2 separate regions of the Homo sapiens genome follow, and region 1 is linked to region 2. A link is a loop called in an ENCODE intact Hi-C map of the cell type or tissue named here. Cell type or tissue: mammary epithelial cell. All regions are shown on one strand.

Region 1 (8,000 bases), 940 kb before region 2:
GTAGACATCCAAATATATAAATGAAAAATCCAGTCAGTTATCCAAATATTTTGCATATTTTATTTAAAACATATGTATATTTGGAAACATCGAGATGGCTGAGGAATTCTTCATATATTGTTCATATTTGTCATTGCATAGACACATAAAAATGTGTAAAAGGGATTGGCAATAGAGAGGAATATTATGTTATACTGCAGGACAAGCTTAAGTTTGAAAATGTCCCAAAAAGAGTAGATAAAAGTGGAATTAAAATTTTTCACCACCCATTTTTTCACCTAAACTCATTCCAGTAAGTCTTTTATCCATGTAACTTCATGGAAACTTTCTGTCAAGAGCCTGCATTGTTAAACCCAATGCTGAGTCACTTGTCCTCATCTTCCTTGATCTAGTAACAAGTGTGACATAGTTATTTCTTACTTCTTTTGTCACTTGGCTTCCCAGCCACCACACTCTGTGATTTCTCCTGCTCTATGGCTGCTTCTTTTAAATCTCTATTCCTCATTATCTTTCCAACATCTAATGTTGGAGTGACCTAGGATTCAGTCCATGCATGTCTACTCTGCTCCCCAATTGAACACAGCCTAGTTGCTTTAAATACCTGCTATTAACTATCAATCTTCATATCTACATCTCCAGCCCATCTCTCTTCCTTAAACTCTTGTATCCTGCTTAACACCTTAATCTTTGTTCCTGATAAGCCCTTAAAAAAGCTGTTCTTCCTACAGTCTTCCCCATCTACGTTTATATTAATTTCAACCTTTTAGTTGCTTTGGGGAAAAAAATAGCCACCCTTGAGTCGCCTCTTTCACATCCCCTTTCCAGTCCATCAGAAAATCTTACTGGCTCCACTTCCAAAATATATGCCACCAGTTCTCACCACCTGCATTGCTACTACCCTGTGCAAAACCCTTCTTACCTCTTCTAGGTTTTGGCAACAGCTTCCTCCTAGCATCTTTGTTTCTTCTGTCACTTCTCATTTAGTCCATTCGTATCCACTACATCCAAAGTGACTGTTTTAAAATGAAAGTCTCATTATGTGTCTCCTAAAACTCTTCCAGTAACCCCCAATGTTGTTAGTTTTTTTTTTGTTGTTGTTGTTGTTGTTTGTTTGTTTTCAGAATAAAAACCTACATTTTTACGGTGGCCTCTAAGGCACCATACAGTCAACCCCTTTGATCCTTTGATCCTTCTCCACCGCTTTCTCTCACACTTACCTCACTCTGCTCCACACTGACTTCTGCCCCCCATGGACCTCTTGCTGTTTCTTGGGACTTTTTAGTGGCTCTATGCCCTATCTTAAATGCCTTCCCCCTTATAGGTCACTCACTCACCTCCTCTAAGTCTTTGCCTAAATGTCACTTTCTCAGTAAGGCCTTTCTTAAACACCCTCTTTAAAATTGCAATCTCTTGCCCGCTGGAACCCTTCTCTCTTAAAGTTTTTTATAGCCTCTATCATCATGTAGCATGCAATATGTCACTTACATTATTTGACAGGACTCCTTACCAGAATGTAAGCTCCAGGAGGACTAGCACGTTGTTTCTATTCCATTAACATTTGTTGAATGCATGGTATAAGTTGAGTCATTTAGTTGGTTGTTTTAAAGAGTCAAACAGCAGAAAGCTGTTGGATCTTGGAAATAGTTAATGAAGACTATGAAAAGTAACACTATTTCTGTTAATAATTGTTGAGTGATACAAGGATTAAATAGTGAAATTATTTTGGAATTCACATTATCACATTGAAGGTTCTGAGAAAGTCTGTAGGATGGCTGGCAAAGTTTTTCTGTAAAGAGCCAGAAAGTAAATAATTCTAGCATTGTGGGCCATATGATCTCATCACCACTCAACTTGGCTACTATAGGGCAAAATAAGCCATAGACAATATGCAAATCAGGCCAGGCATGGTGGCTCACACCTATAATCCCAGAATTTTGGGAGGCTGAGGTGGGTGGATCACCTGAGATCAGGAGTTTGAGACCAGCCTGGTCAACATGGTGAAAAACTCTCTCTACTAAAAAATACAAAAAATTAGCCAGGCATGGTTGCAGGCACCTCTAATCCCAGCTACTAAGGAGACTGAGGCAGGATAATTGCTTGAACCAGTAAGTGGGAGGTTGCAGTGAGCCAAGATCACGCCATTGCACTCCAGCCTGGGCAACAAGAGCGAAACTCCGTCTCAAAAAATAAAATAAAATAAAATAAAATAAAATAAAATAAAATAAAAATAACATAAAATAAACAAAAAATGGACATGGCTGACTTTTAATAAAAATGTATTTACAAAAATAAAAAAATGTATGACCTGGGGTTAGCCTGCAAGTCATAGTTTGCAAACCCTAATCTATAGTGTCTAAATTAATTTTATTTAAAATAGCTTTTTTTTCATTATGGGAACATACAAAATTATCTGAAACCCTCATTTGCATTTTTTAAATAAGTGTTCCCCAGGACATAGATTAAGAAATACTGACCTAGTCCAACCCCATCATTTGCTATGAGGGACTTGGGGTCATTCACATACCCTTTGGCAGGAGAAGAGAGACTAAATTCCATGTTCTCTGACTCCCAGTCAAATGTTCTTTTAATTTATATGCTGCTGCTCCACCATTGCTGTCTAATGGCTTCTGCAGTGAACTGAAGATTGTAGATTTTTAAATATTGGAATATTTCCAGCACCATACTTTTATTTTCTGTTCATATATTTTTACACACTTGTAATTACAAATTTATTTTAAACTCATTGCAGAAGAAACTCTGATGCACTAATCTTTTGAAGTTTTTAATGCTTTTTTAGCATTAAAAAGATTGAGAGAATTTTTTAACTACTATCTTTAGAAGCACTTCTGTTTCTTTTTAAAAGAAAAAGTGAGAAGAAATAATATCCAATTTTTATTTCCTCAATGCATGTTAAACTACATAGACTTTTAATGTCCCTTAAATTTTAGACACGATCAAATTATGAAATACAAACAGCAGTACAAGCAACAAAGGTAGACACACATATACATATACAAAGGTCCACCTGCTTGGCCAACCAGACATTGATCTATGTTACTATCTATGTTGCAATGTCTGTGTTATTTGGTGGTCTTCATAAATTACAGTCGTCAAATCTTTTAGCTAGCCTTATTCTGTTGTAGTATGTGTAGGTACAAACTTAGATTTTCTTGCCTTTCAATCATCCTTACATTTTCTTCATTATTTTCTCTTCACTGAGGCTCTCATCTTTTTTGAATGTCTAACTCTTGCATTCCAGATTCTACTACTCACGAAAGATTGGCTGGCCTCCCAGTATACCAGTCTAGTAAGTCTGCACATAATGGCATGAAATCAAAAGACATAAATTCAATTGAAAGCTCACTTAGGTGAGTCATTTAGTGTTTTCAATGCCTGCATTTCATTGTCAGCCAAATGAGAATAATTACTTTGTATACACCTTGTACTTCAAAGTAAATTCTACCATTATCTCACCAGGGAAAAGAAGTTAATATTAAAATTTCCACTGTCAATTTCTGTGACTAAAAAGTGTCACATGTACTTATGAATATTAGAGAGATGGTTAAGACGATAATTGTGGTACACTGAGCTTTTCAACAGTTATATTTCTGCTGTGTACAAACAACAGAAACAAACAACAATCTAGTTAAATTTGATCGTGAAGCTTTTTCAATTGTTTGAACCAAATTTCATCCCTATCCAATAGCCTCTCTCCTTCTCTGTCATTTCTATAGTCTTTGCAATCTATGTTGACTTATCTTAATTTTTTCGTGAAATCACTGATTCTCTGATAATCTTTCAAACAAAGCATACTTTTTTCTTTCTGGAATGCTCCTATAGGTGAGCTCCTGAAATCATCATTAGGATAAGTTCTCTGGTCTGACACTGCAAAGTAAGATGGATACTGAAAATATTGAGACTCATCATCCCTTTTGGAAATAAATATCTGAATTTAACTTCTTGTTAACAAGAAGTTGTTAGTATGATGTCCAATCAACAGAAAAACGATTAAAGGTGACTACGTTAGTTCTAACCTTCAATGAAACATCAAATTAAAGACAATTAACAAATTCTTATTTCACTTTTTAGATCCACTTTTCCAACTCTGTAATTCACTCAGCTATTTGGCATAGCACTCTTCCAAACATTCACTCTTTATTTACCATTCTCCTCCTCCCTGAACCACAACTGCAACGTCTTTTGTTTCCAGTCCACTTTTTCTTCAGCCTTTATTTTATCATTCTCCCAATTCTGCATCACAGAATGTCAGATAGAGTGAAACTCTCCTTAGAGGCTAAGTAAGGGTGAGAAATTGAAGTCTCAAGGATAAAATTATCTTTATCAAGTGGGTCGGAAAATAACAGTGTGAGCACATTAATAGATTAATATGTTTTGTTGCCATTGATAAACTGTAAATATATGAGTGTCCCAGATTACCAAATCAGAGACCACATCAAGTCAAAAAAGGGAGCCATATGAATGGAATAAATTATAGGTTTCATATTCTTATTACCTCTTTCCTCATTTTGGAGCCTTCCAACACAGCTTTATTTTCATCATCTTCCTGTATTTTACCTCATTTATACCTAATACCTCAGAAATTATTAATTTAACTTATTCTATATAGTAAGAAAGATTCAAGACCTCATTCTTCCTTGCCTCCAGGAGCCTGAAGAGGTAGGCCACATACTGTGACTATTGGAAAAAGCCCCAATCTTCTCAACCATCTCCCTTTTTCTCTGACTTTCTTACAGTTTGTGATTTAATTCCTTCCACATTATAGGCAGCAGGAGAGGCATGGAAAAGGTGAGCCCTTGGTTTTTGGAGAAGGGCTGGTTATGTGTCTGCCTCCCTGGGCTGTCATCTGACCTTGGTGTATTTCACTAGCAGTCTGGCTCTTGCACGGGCAGGGAGGTAAGACACTGAAATCACCTCAAAAGCTGTGTCCCTTCTCTGCCTAAATTTTGAGAAATCCATTCTTAGTCTGTTTTTCAGACTTCTGTGTGGAGAATGCACTCTCAAGGAGCCATTTATTGCTAGGGCTATCATTGGGGTAAAATGCAGGGATGAGGGAGTTTGACTAGGTGAAACAAAGGAGGCCATTAAACTGCCTTCAGTGCCAGCACCTAGGCCACTTGAGTATGGGCAAAAGTAGTTGTTCACCCAGTTTAACTTGGCTCACAAGAAGACTGAACTGGGGATTTGTGTAAAGCCCTTCTCATACTCCTGTTTCCTTTCCCACTCTGCTCTATCGTCTGTGCTTGAACTATCTTAGGCATCTTGAGGAGACTGGAGTTTAGAGTTGGAGAGCCATTTAACAAATCATCTTTAGATTTTTTGACATGACTTTAAATTGTTTGGAAATTCTGAAATCAAATTATGAATGCTGTCTTTAAAAAAATATAAACAGGAAAAAAATATGTTATCGTCGTATTCTTCTCCCTGAACACCATATTCCATGGTCTCCAATGTATAATGTTGATTGAGGAAATTTTGAAGAATTTTTAATATATTGCTTTGGATATAATTTAAAAATTACTTTTAAAGTTTGTTTTTTTCCTTTTGCTATGGGTGATGCAACCTTGAAATTTGTTTAAGACAAGGCACTGAAAGTGTGTATGTCAAAAATATTCAACGCAGACCAGGATGGGATCTTGACATTTGATTTTTTTGTATTGCCTTCTTCATAAATTGAAAATTGGAAATGCAATTTAAATAAAGCTGGTTTTGGTGGAGTTTTGTCTGTTCTTATTTTTCAAGATTTTACAGTATCTAAAACAACATAATTTTCAGTTTTAAGATATCTCAATGGCTTTTACCTAATTGCATTTGTCTGCTTGCTAGTACAGTTAACTATAATTATTTTAGAATTAATTGTAGAAGAGACTTGATGTTACAGACTATAGTACTCACCAGAGTAGGCAGTGAAAGCAGTGTTCATCATGTTAACTTTTTCATACTTAGAAGTACAAGCTCTTTAAACTGTTTTTATTGTAGCTGTTCTGTTCTGGTTGCTTATTGCCAGATAACAAGCTACCTCAAGTTTACTGTTATAAAATCAGAATCATTTTGTTTATGCTCACAGATTCTGTGGGTTAGGTATCAGAAAGGGAAACTGGGGATGGTTTCTCTCTGCTCCATGATGTCCATGACCTTCAGATGAAAGGAAGAATACCTGGGGGCTGAGAACTGGAGGCATCTGGAGGTTTCTGTACTCACATTCTGGCACCTGGGATAACCTCACTCAAAGGCTGGGCTCAGCTGTGACTGTTGACTTAAGCACCTAAACAAGACCTTCCATGTGGCTTGGGCTTCTTCCAGCATAATGGCTGGGTTCTTATAGGGAGCATCTCAAAATGAGGAATACAGTCGGCAAGTTCCAAGAGAATTATCAGGCAGGAGAGGCATAATCAATTCAGACCTGGCCTCAGAAGCCACAGATCATTACTTCTGTCATACTTCATTAGTCAAAAGATAGTCAGAAGCCCACCCAGATTCAACCTGAGGAGACATACATTCCACGTCTTTCAATAAAAAGTGTCGAAGAATGTAGAACTATGTTTTAAACCCATCACTGCAGGTGTGATAGATTTGCTGCCCTCCAGAAATACTCTGACTTGTCCTTTCCTCATTCTAAATCAACAGTACACATTTGTACTGTGGCTGGTCAATGTTGAATATACATATATAACAATTTGCTTACCTTAGAATGCTTTTGATTGCAAATGACAAAAACTCTTAATTCAAACTAGCTTAAACAATAAAGAAAACTTGCTGATAAACCTCACTGAAAATTCTAGCAGTAAGGTAGGTTTCAAGAGAGGGTTGGTTCAGTGACTCAGCAGTATAAAACAATATCTCAGGATGGGCACGGTGGCTCATGCCTGTAATCCCAGCACTTTGGGAGGCCTAGGCGGGTGGATCACCTGAGGTCAGGAGTTTGAGACCAGCCCAGCCAACATGGCGAAACCCGCATTTCTATAAAAATACAAAAATTAGCCAGGCATGATGGCGGGTGCCTGTAATCCCAGCTACTTGGGAGGCTGAGGCGGGAGAACCCCTTGAACCAGGGAGGCAGAGGTTGCAGTGAGCCGAGGTCACACCACTGCACTCCAGCCTGGGTGATAAAGTAAGACTCTGTCTCAAAAAACAAAAGCAAACAAAAAACAATATCTCCTTTGTATTTTATCATTAGGCTGCTCTTATCTCTTATGTTAATTTTATCCTATGTCTGGTCTTGTGGCTAAAAGATGGCTGTTATGAGCTAACCCCACACTCAACCAAAGGGCTAAGAAGAGGTTCCTTTCCTCTTCAGGAGCTTCACTCAGCTGGAACAGCACAGGCCACTTGCATATCCTTAAAACAGTTGCTAAGATGAGAATTTAGTGCCAACTGGTTTAGATCATGTCTATTCGTGAACTAGTCTTGATTTCAAGGGGTATGGATCACACAAATGGACGTCAGAGTGGGAGTGTGGTGCATCCCATGGCAATTTTGTATCTGCCACTTAGTGTGGGAAGTGAGTAGATTAGGGACTGGGAAGGCAGCCATAATTTCTGATTCATCTTGGAACAGTTTCTGGCCACACAGTTATTTGGCCATAAGAGAATGAAACTATTTGACATCATTAGCATCACAGTTCAGTGAGCTAAAAGGCCACGGTTCCATTCCTGTTTACTTATTAATACCCTGCCTGTGATTCAGGTCGTCAAAGTCAGAGCTCTTCTTGTTGAAGAAACCTATTTGACCTAACAAGGAGGATATAGGCCCTAAAACCTGACTCTCAACTTGATTGTTCTGTTCCATTGGGGAGGTACGAGAATAGTCATGGGGTTTGTGAATGTTTGTGACTGGGGTGTGTGACTGCACGTGTGTGAGGAGACTGTTTCTTACTTTGGATACATTCTGACTTTTACCTGAGAAAGTAGGCTTCCCCTCTGAGGCTGTGAACTCTTTTTTAAGTGCTACTAATATCTTCTGTTTTTCAGAGGTGACACAGA
Region 2 (8,000 bases):
AGATTTATCTATAAGCCCTTGACTGGAGGTGCTGCCTTTCTTTCAGAGATGCCCTGCCCAGAGAGGAAGAATCTAGAGAAGCACTCTGGCTACAGTGGCTTTGGTGAACTGTGGTGGGCTCTGCCCAGTTCAAACTTCCCGGTGGCTTTGTTTACACTGTGAGGGGAAAACCGCCTACTCAAGCCTTAGTAATGGTGGGTACCTCTGCCCCAACCAAGCCCGAGCATCCCAGGTCAACTTCAGACTGCTGTGCTGGCAATGAGAATTTCAAGCCAGTGGATCTTAGCTTGCTGGGCTCCGTGGTGGTGGGCTCTGCTGAGTTAGACCCGTTGGCTCCCTGGCTTCAGCCCCCTTCCAGGGGAGTGAACAATTCTGTCTGCTGGCATTCCAGATGCCACTAGGGTACGAAAAACACTCTTGCAGCTAGCTCAGTGTCTGCCCAAATGGCCACCCAGTTTTGTGCTTGAAACCCAGGGCCCTGGTGGCATAGGCACTTGAGAGAATCTCCTGGTTTGTGGGTTGCAAAGACCATGGGATAAACACAGTATCTGGGCTGGATAGCACTGTTCCTCATGGCACAGTCCCTCATGCTTTTCCTTGGCTAGGAAATGGAGTTCCTTGACCCCTTGTGGTTCTGGGTGAGGCAACACCCCACCCTGCTTCTGCTTGTCCTCCATAGGCTGCACCCACTCTCTAACCAGTCCCAATGGGATGAGCCTTGTACCTCAGTTGGAAATGCAGAAATCACCCACATTCTGCATTGGTCTTGCTGGGAGCTGCAGACAGGAGCTGTTCCTATTCAGCCATCTTGCCAGAGGTCCCCCACAAATGCTTAATTCATTCCAGCATGAACTCAAAAGTCCAAAGTCTCATCTGAGATAAGGCTAGCCTCTTCTGCCTATGAACCTGCAAAATCAAAAACGACATAGTTACTTCCAAGATGCAATGAGGCGTAGGCATTGGGTAAATAATCCCATTCCAAAAGGGAGAAATCAGCCAAATGCAAGTGGTTACAGGCCTCATGCAAGTCCAAAACCCAGCAGGGCAGTCATTAAATCTTAAAGATCCAAAATAATCTCCTTTGACTCCATATCTCACATCTAGGCCACACTGATGCAGGGAGTGGGCTCCCAAGGCCTTAGGCAGTTCTGCCCCTGTGGCTTTACAGTGTATAGCCTCCATGGCTGTTCTCATGGGCTGGCGTTGAGTGCTAGAGGTTTTTCCAGGCATGTGGTGCAAACTGTCAAGGGCTCTACCATTCTGGGGCCTGGAGGACAGTGGCCCTCTTCATAAAGCTCCACTAGGCAATGCCCCATTGCGGACTCTGTGTTGGGGCTCCAATCCCACATTTCCCCTCCACATTACCCTAGTAGAGGTTCTCCATAAGGACTGTGCCCCTGAAGCAGGCTTCTGCCTGGACATCTATGCTTTTCCATACATCCTCTGAAATACAGGCAGAGGCTCCCAAGCCTCAGCAATTGTACTCTGTGTACCCACAGGCTTAACACCACATGGAAGCTGCCAAGGCTAATGGCTTACACCCTTTGGAGTAGCAGCCTGAGGTGTACCTGGGCCCCTTTGAGCCACAGCTAGAGATGGAGCAGCTAGCATGCAAGGAACAGTGTCCTAAGGCTGTGCAGGACACTGGGGCCCTGGGCCTGGTCCATGAAACCATTATTCCCTCCTAGGCCTCTGGGCCTGTGGTGGGAGGGGTTGCGACAAAAGTTTGTAAAATTCCCTGGAGGGCTTTTCCCCATTGTCTTGGGCTATCAGCACTTGCTGTCCTTTTAGTTACACAAATTTGTGCAGCCTGCTTGAATTTCTCCCCAGATAATAGGCTTTTCTCTTCTACCACATAGCCAGGCTACAGATTACCTAAACTTTCACAATCTGCTTCCCCTTTAAATATAAGTTCCAATTTTAGGTCATTTCTTTGCTTACACACATGTGCATAGGTTGTTAGAAGAAGCCAAGCCACATCTTGAACACTTTGCTGCTTACAAACTTTTTCTGCCATATACCCTAAATCATCACTCTCCAGTTCAAAGTTCCACAGATCCCTAGGGCAGGGGTACAGTCAAAACAGGGGTTTTTGCTAAAGCATAGCAAAAGTGATCTTTACTTGAGTTCTCAATAAGTTCCTCATCTTCATCTAAGACCTCATTATCCAGGACTTTAATGTCTATATCACTATCAGCGCTTCGGTCACAACCATTTAACCAGTTTCTAGGGTGTCCCAAATTTTCCCTCACCTTCCTATCATCTTCTGAGCCCTCCAAACTCTTCCAACCTCTGCTCATTACTCAATTTCAAAGTTGCTTCCATATTTTCAGGTATCCTTATAGCAATGCCTTACTCCTCAGTACTAATTTTCTGTATTAGGCCACTCTCTCATTGATATAAAGAAATACCTGAGACTGGGTAATTTATAAAGAAAAGAGGCTTAATTGGCTTACAGTTCCACAGATTGTAGAGGAAGCATGATGCTGGCATCTGCTCAGCTCCTGGGGAGGCTTCAAGAAACTTTCAATCACGGCAGAAGGTGAAATGGCAACAGATATGTCTTACTTAGCTAGAGCAGGAAGAAGTGGGAGGGGGAGGTGCCACACACTTTTAAACAACCAGCTCTTGTGAGAACTCACTCACTCTATAGTACCAAAGAGGGGACGGTGCTAAACCATTAGAAGTCACGCCCATGATCCAATCATCTTCCACCAGGCCCCACCTCCAACACTGGGGATTACTATTTGACATAAGATTTGGGCAAGGATAGAGATCCAAACCATATCATTGATAAATTAATTAATTTTGTTATTTTATGTTTTTCTATGAGTTGACATACTTTTAGATTATCTGTAAAGTTTCACAATGATACTTTGCAAAGACACTTTATACAAAGTTACATACATTTAGATTTATACAAATATACAATAATGATGCTTGGGATAAGATTTATCAGCCTGCCAACCAGCATTTCCCCAGTAATGCAGATTTCTAATTCCTTCAGTCACTTCCTTCCTACAGACTTCCTTTCCATACTTATTCTTGTAACAGTTGATTTGCCTTAGCCAGATAATCTGTGATAACTTCCATTTTCTTTCCTTTCCTTATCTTATGGTATGTTAAAATTTTGATTGGAGCTATGTAATAGTGATTTTTCAAGTTTTAGCATGCATCAGAATACCCTGGAGGACTTGTGAAAACACAGATTGCTGAACCAGCTCAGTAGTTCTGGGGTGGGGCCTGACAATTTGCATTTCTTACCAGGTGCCAGGTGACCCCACTGCTGATGACCTGGGGCAGAGCTTCTAGAATCACAGCTGTAGAACCTTTGGGAATCAAGGATTCTTGCAAAATTATCACAATTGTTGCGAATTGTAACAGACAAAAGTAGGGAGTTTGAAAAAAAAACACACCAGTAAGGACTGGCATTTGACAATGGCTGAAATATTACTTGAACAAATTAGAAAGAAGAAAGACAGGCTGGGCGCAGTGGCTCACACCTGTAATCCCAACACTTTGGGAGGCCAAGGTGGGTGGATCACTTGAACCCGTAAGTTGGAGATCAGCCTGGGCAAACATGACGAAACCCTGCGTTTACAAAAAATACAAAAATTAGCCAGGTGTGGTCACATACAGCTGTAGTCCCAGCTACTTGGGAGGCTGTGGTGGGAGGATCACTTGGGCCCAGAAGGTGGAGGCTGCAGTTAGCCATGATTGCGCCACTGCACTCCAGCCAGGGTGACACAGCAAGGCCCTATTAAAAAAACAAAAAACAAAAAACAACAAAAACAAAAAACAACAACAACAACAATTAGGGGTCAGCAAACTCTAGCCCACAGCCCAAATCTTGTCTGCTGCTTGTTTTGGTAGAGATTGTGAGCTATGTACAAAACTCATATGGCTGAGAGTTTTTAGATTTTAAATTGTTTGGGGAAAAGCAAAAGGAGAATAATATTTCATGATGTGAAAATTATATTAATGTCAAATTTCAGTGTCTACAAACTAAGTTTTGTTGGAACACAGCCACATTCACTGATTACATGTTGTCCAAAGCCACTTTCAAGCTACAATGGCGAATTAGATTAGTTCCAACAGAGACCCTAGATGACCCACAGAGCCTAAAACATTTTCTTACCCAGTTCTTTACAGAGAAAGTTTACTGACCTCTGGTCAAAAATTTGGAAACAGCTTGTTAACCAAAATAATACCAGCTGTTGAACTTCTCTTCATTTAAAGTGATAATGTGGTTTTCTAGCTCCAAATAGGGGCTGTAGTTTACAGCATTTTCCAGATTGGCTTGGCTGAGAAACACTTTCTTTTATGAAACGATTCACACCATACATATTTTAAAGAACACCAAGTTGGGAACTGCCATTTCAAAGCACCCTCAAGATGGTAACATAAACTTAACAAAAAGGAATGAAGAACTAATGGCAAAATTTCAGATTATCTGTGAATAAATTGGAAGGATGGTTCAGGTAAAAAGAGGTTTTGAGTTCTAAATGTCTCACAAATTATACTCACAGGAAATACTGATAGTTCTTCCTTGGAATATAACAATGTGGGTTGGGGTGGTGGGGGCGGGGTAGGGATAACTTTGAGGAAAGAACCTTATCTATTAACACTTCCACTATCTGTACATTGTAAAAATGAAATGGTAATGATAAATGAGCAGAAATGTCACAGAAAAATTTGACTATGTCAGTTCAGCAGAATGTTTGGTAAATGTTAATACACTAAGGATGAGCTTTCTATAGTTGTAATTCCTAAAGCCTTGGGAAATCAGTAAATGTTATATAACAACTATTACTACCATTTCTCTTGGATTTTTAAAATAGGATTAGGCTTTTTTTTTTTTTGAAAGAGTGACAAGTTCTCCTTTTGTGAAATAATAGTGACCTCCAGTGGCCAACTGGTCATAGTACTTTATATTTTCTCAACCTCTCCTGAAAAAAGATTACAGAAATGATAAGCACACTTCTCAGGTTTTTCTGTTGTTCTTTGTTTTGTTTTTGTTTTTGTTTTTGTTTTTGGATGGAATTTTGCTCTGTCACTCAGGCTGGAGTGCAGTGGCACTATCTTTGCTCACTGTAACCTCTGCCTCCTGGGTTCAAGTGACTCTCCTACCTCAGCCTCCCAAGTATTTGGGATTACAGGCATGTGCCACCACACCCAGCTAATTTTTGTATTTTTAGTAGAGATGGGGTTTCACCATGCTGGTCAGGCTGCTCTTGAACTCCTGACCTCGTGATCCGCCTGCCTCAGCCTCCCAAAGTGCTGTGATTACAGGTGTGAGCCACCATGCCTGGCCTTCCCCAGTTTTTAAATGTTAATCCATTTATCTAACAAATATGTATAGAGTTCTGAGCACTAGGAGGGGATAATGGAAAGAATATTGGGTGAAAAGACTGAGATATGAGCCATAGAGCAAATGCAATAACCTCAAAGCTGTTTGACTCTGGACGAGACACTTGACTTGCCTGAGCCTTGGTCTTTTCTCAACACTATTTTGAGTAACAGTGAACTGTTTGTAGAAGCCTTGTTTCTATATGTGGCAGTCTTGTTTATACTATAATGCACGTTGCAAATAGGAGGTGGTAATATGTTATCGTGTAAACTTCCTTAGAGTTTTTTAAACATGATAATAAAACCAAGACATATGGAATCAGTCTAAGAATGAGCAACAGAGGAGATCAGGCCCAAGAAAAGGAGAAATAGAGTGCCTTCTGAAAGCTAAAATATGAAGTCAACTTCAAATGGACTGGAAAAAAAGAAATGTAAAGTTTCCCTAGTCTGGCTAATTCACTGAGACAGACACCATTTCTTGCCACTTGCTTCCCAATTCTCCCTTACTGACAGAGCCCTAGTTTTGCTCTGAGGTTCAACCTGCTCTGTACTATGAATCACTGGTGGCTGAGTCAATCATAATTCTACTCTTCTTCTGAGGGATTGAATTTAGCCATGGTTATATATTATCAAACCCAGGCCAAAGGGATCTGACATCTTCTTCGGTGCAGCAGTATGGATGGCCATTTTAGGAAATATTTTTCTCACTATTTAAAAAGGGTTTCTAGGATGTGACACACCCCTACATTTTTGGGGGGGGAGATATTGTGCACGTGACACCTGAATCCTGCAGCTATCTATGACCATGAGAGGAAACACTGATGAAAACCTGAAGGTAGAAGAGCAAAGAGCAGAAAGCATCTGAGTTTCTGATGACAGTGTTACACTATGGACTCACCCAATCTCAGAAATGTCTACTTAGTGGACAACTTTTAGTTGTGAATTCTGATACTTGCAGCTGAAAGCATCCTTACATATTCACCACAAGGTGTTGCTGCTCTCTAGGCTTGGAAATGCCTGGACCTTAATTGATTATTTTAATCATCTATAGCATATGATCAATTTTTTTTTGAGATAATCTCACTCTACTGCCCAGACTGGAGTGCTGTGGTGCAATCTTGGCTCACTGCAAGCTCTACGTCCCAGGTTCAAGCAATTCTTATGCCTCAGCCTCCTGAGTAGCTGAGATTACAGGTATGTGCCAACACACCTGGTTAATTTTTTTTTTTTTTTTTTTTTTTAGTAGTAGAGACAGGGTTTTGCCATATTGGTCAGGCTGGTCTCAAACTCCTGATCTCAGGCGATCTGCCCACCTCAGCCTCCCAAAGTGCTGGGATTACAGGTGTGAGCCACTGTGCCTGGCCTGCACAAATATTTTTAATTAAATATAATATCAGCCAGGAGCAGTGACTCATGCCTGTAGTCCCAGCTACTTGGGAGGCTGAGATAGGAAGATCACCTAAGCTCGGTCATTCAAGACCAGCCTGGACACATAGAAAGACCTCGTCTCTAAAATAATGTCAAAAAATCAGTCAGGTGTTGTGGCACATGCCTGTAGTCCCTCCTACTCAGGAGGATGAGGCAGGAGGATGGCTTGAGCACAGGAGATCAAGGCTGCAGTGAGCTATGATTGCACCACTGCACTTCAACCTGGATGACAGAGTAAGACCCTGTCTCAGAAATAAATAAATAAATATACTATAATCTTCATATGCATGCAACAATAGAATTTAGACATGAGAAATAAAAATAAAATGTTCAGCTCCCCAACTGACTAAATGGACACTCTCTTGGCCAAGGGGACCTCAGAGAAAGCTTAGAAACAGGGTTTCCAGCCATGATGGGATGGAAGGTCCATGTTGCCTCCTTTTTCCTCCTCCTTCCAGCCATGATGGGATGGAAGGTCCATGTTGCCTCCTTTTTCCTCCTCCTTCCAGCCATGATGGGATGGAAGGTCCATGTTGCCTCCTTTTTCCTCCTCCTTCCAGCCATGATGGGATGGAAGGTCAGGCTCACCTACTTTTTCCTCCTCCCTCACTAACCACCAGACTTTTCTTTCCTAAGAGTTAAACAGAAACCTGTCCTTTTGAAAGACTTGCTCTGCTACTGATTTCAAACAACTGCCTGATACTGCAACCAGACTCCCCTTCGTTTTTGTGGTTTCGGCACAACAATTGACCAGCATTCCTGGCTGGTGAGAGACCACGCACCATGGACTCGTTCTGGCTGTTTACAGGACTGGGCACTGCATGTCTTTGTGTCCTCCATTTCACCTTTTGACATATACAGCCAAATTTTGATGCATTTAAATGTTGTCTCCACCCCAAAGTGAAAATGGGATGTATATAACATTCATGTTTGCTTACTACTCATACTTGCATACCCAATTTTGTGATTATTCCTAGTCCTGCTATACCCTGTTTAATATGTATACTTATCCAACCCATTCAGCATAAATTCCTGTCTCACCCTTCCTCCTTCAAAGTGCCCACTTTCAGTTTCTGCCAGAATCTATGCTTCTCGGCCTGTAGGATGGCCGGCTTGCAGGCTGCAACTCTTTTTAAGGAATAAAGCTCTCGGCCGGTCGTAGTGGCTCACGCCTGTAATCCCAGCATTTTGGGAGGCCGAGGCGGGTGGATCATCTGAGGTCA

What was found. Peaks named below come from ENCODE experiments on the same cell type or tissue, not always from the same donor. Only the 100,000 strongest peaks of a DNase experiment are listed, where the experiment ranks them.
Region 1: a loop joins it to region 2, with 13 times the contacts of the local background. A loop is called at or near these places in 2 of 110 quality-filtered maps.

Annotation. Positions count from the first base shown.
Region 1 is chr4:142,091,453-142,099,452 of GRCh38, reverse strand. All of the region lies in intron 23 of INPP4B (inositol polyphosphate-4-phosphatase type II B), which reads left to right. Among named protein-coding and RNA genes, the nearest start is that of IL15, 460 kb to the right of the region's middle. In mammary epithelial cell, no CTCF peak of the experiment used is centred here; DNase peaks (open chromatin) are centred at 3,292 and 7,542; H3K27ac peaks cover 1,374 bases.
Region 2 is chr4:141,155,325-141,163,324 of GRCh38, reverse strand. It overlaps a transcript of RNF150 not described here. Among named protein-coding and RNA genes, the nearest start is that of RNF150, 26 kb to the right of the region's middle. In mammary epithelial cell, CTCF peaks have their summits at 4,902 (motif pointing left) and 6,352 (motif pointing right); no DNase peak of the experiment used is centred here.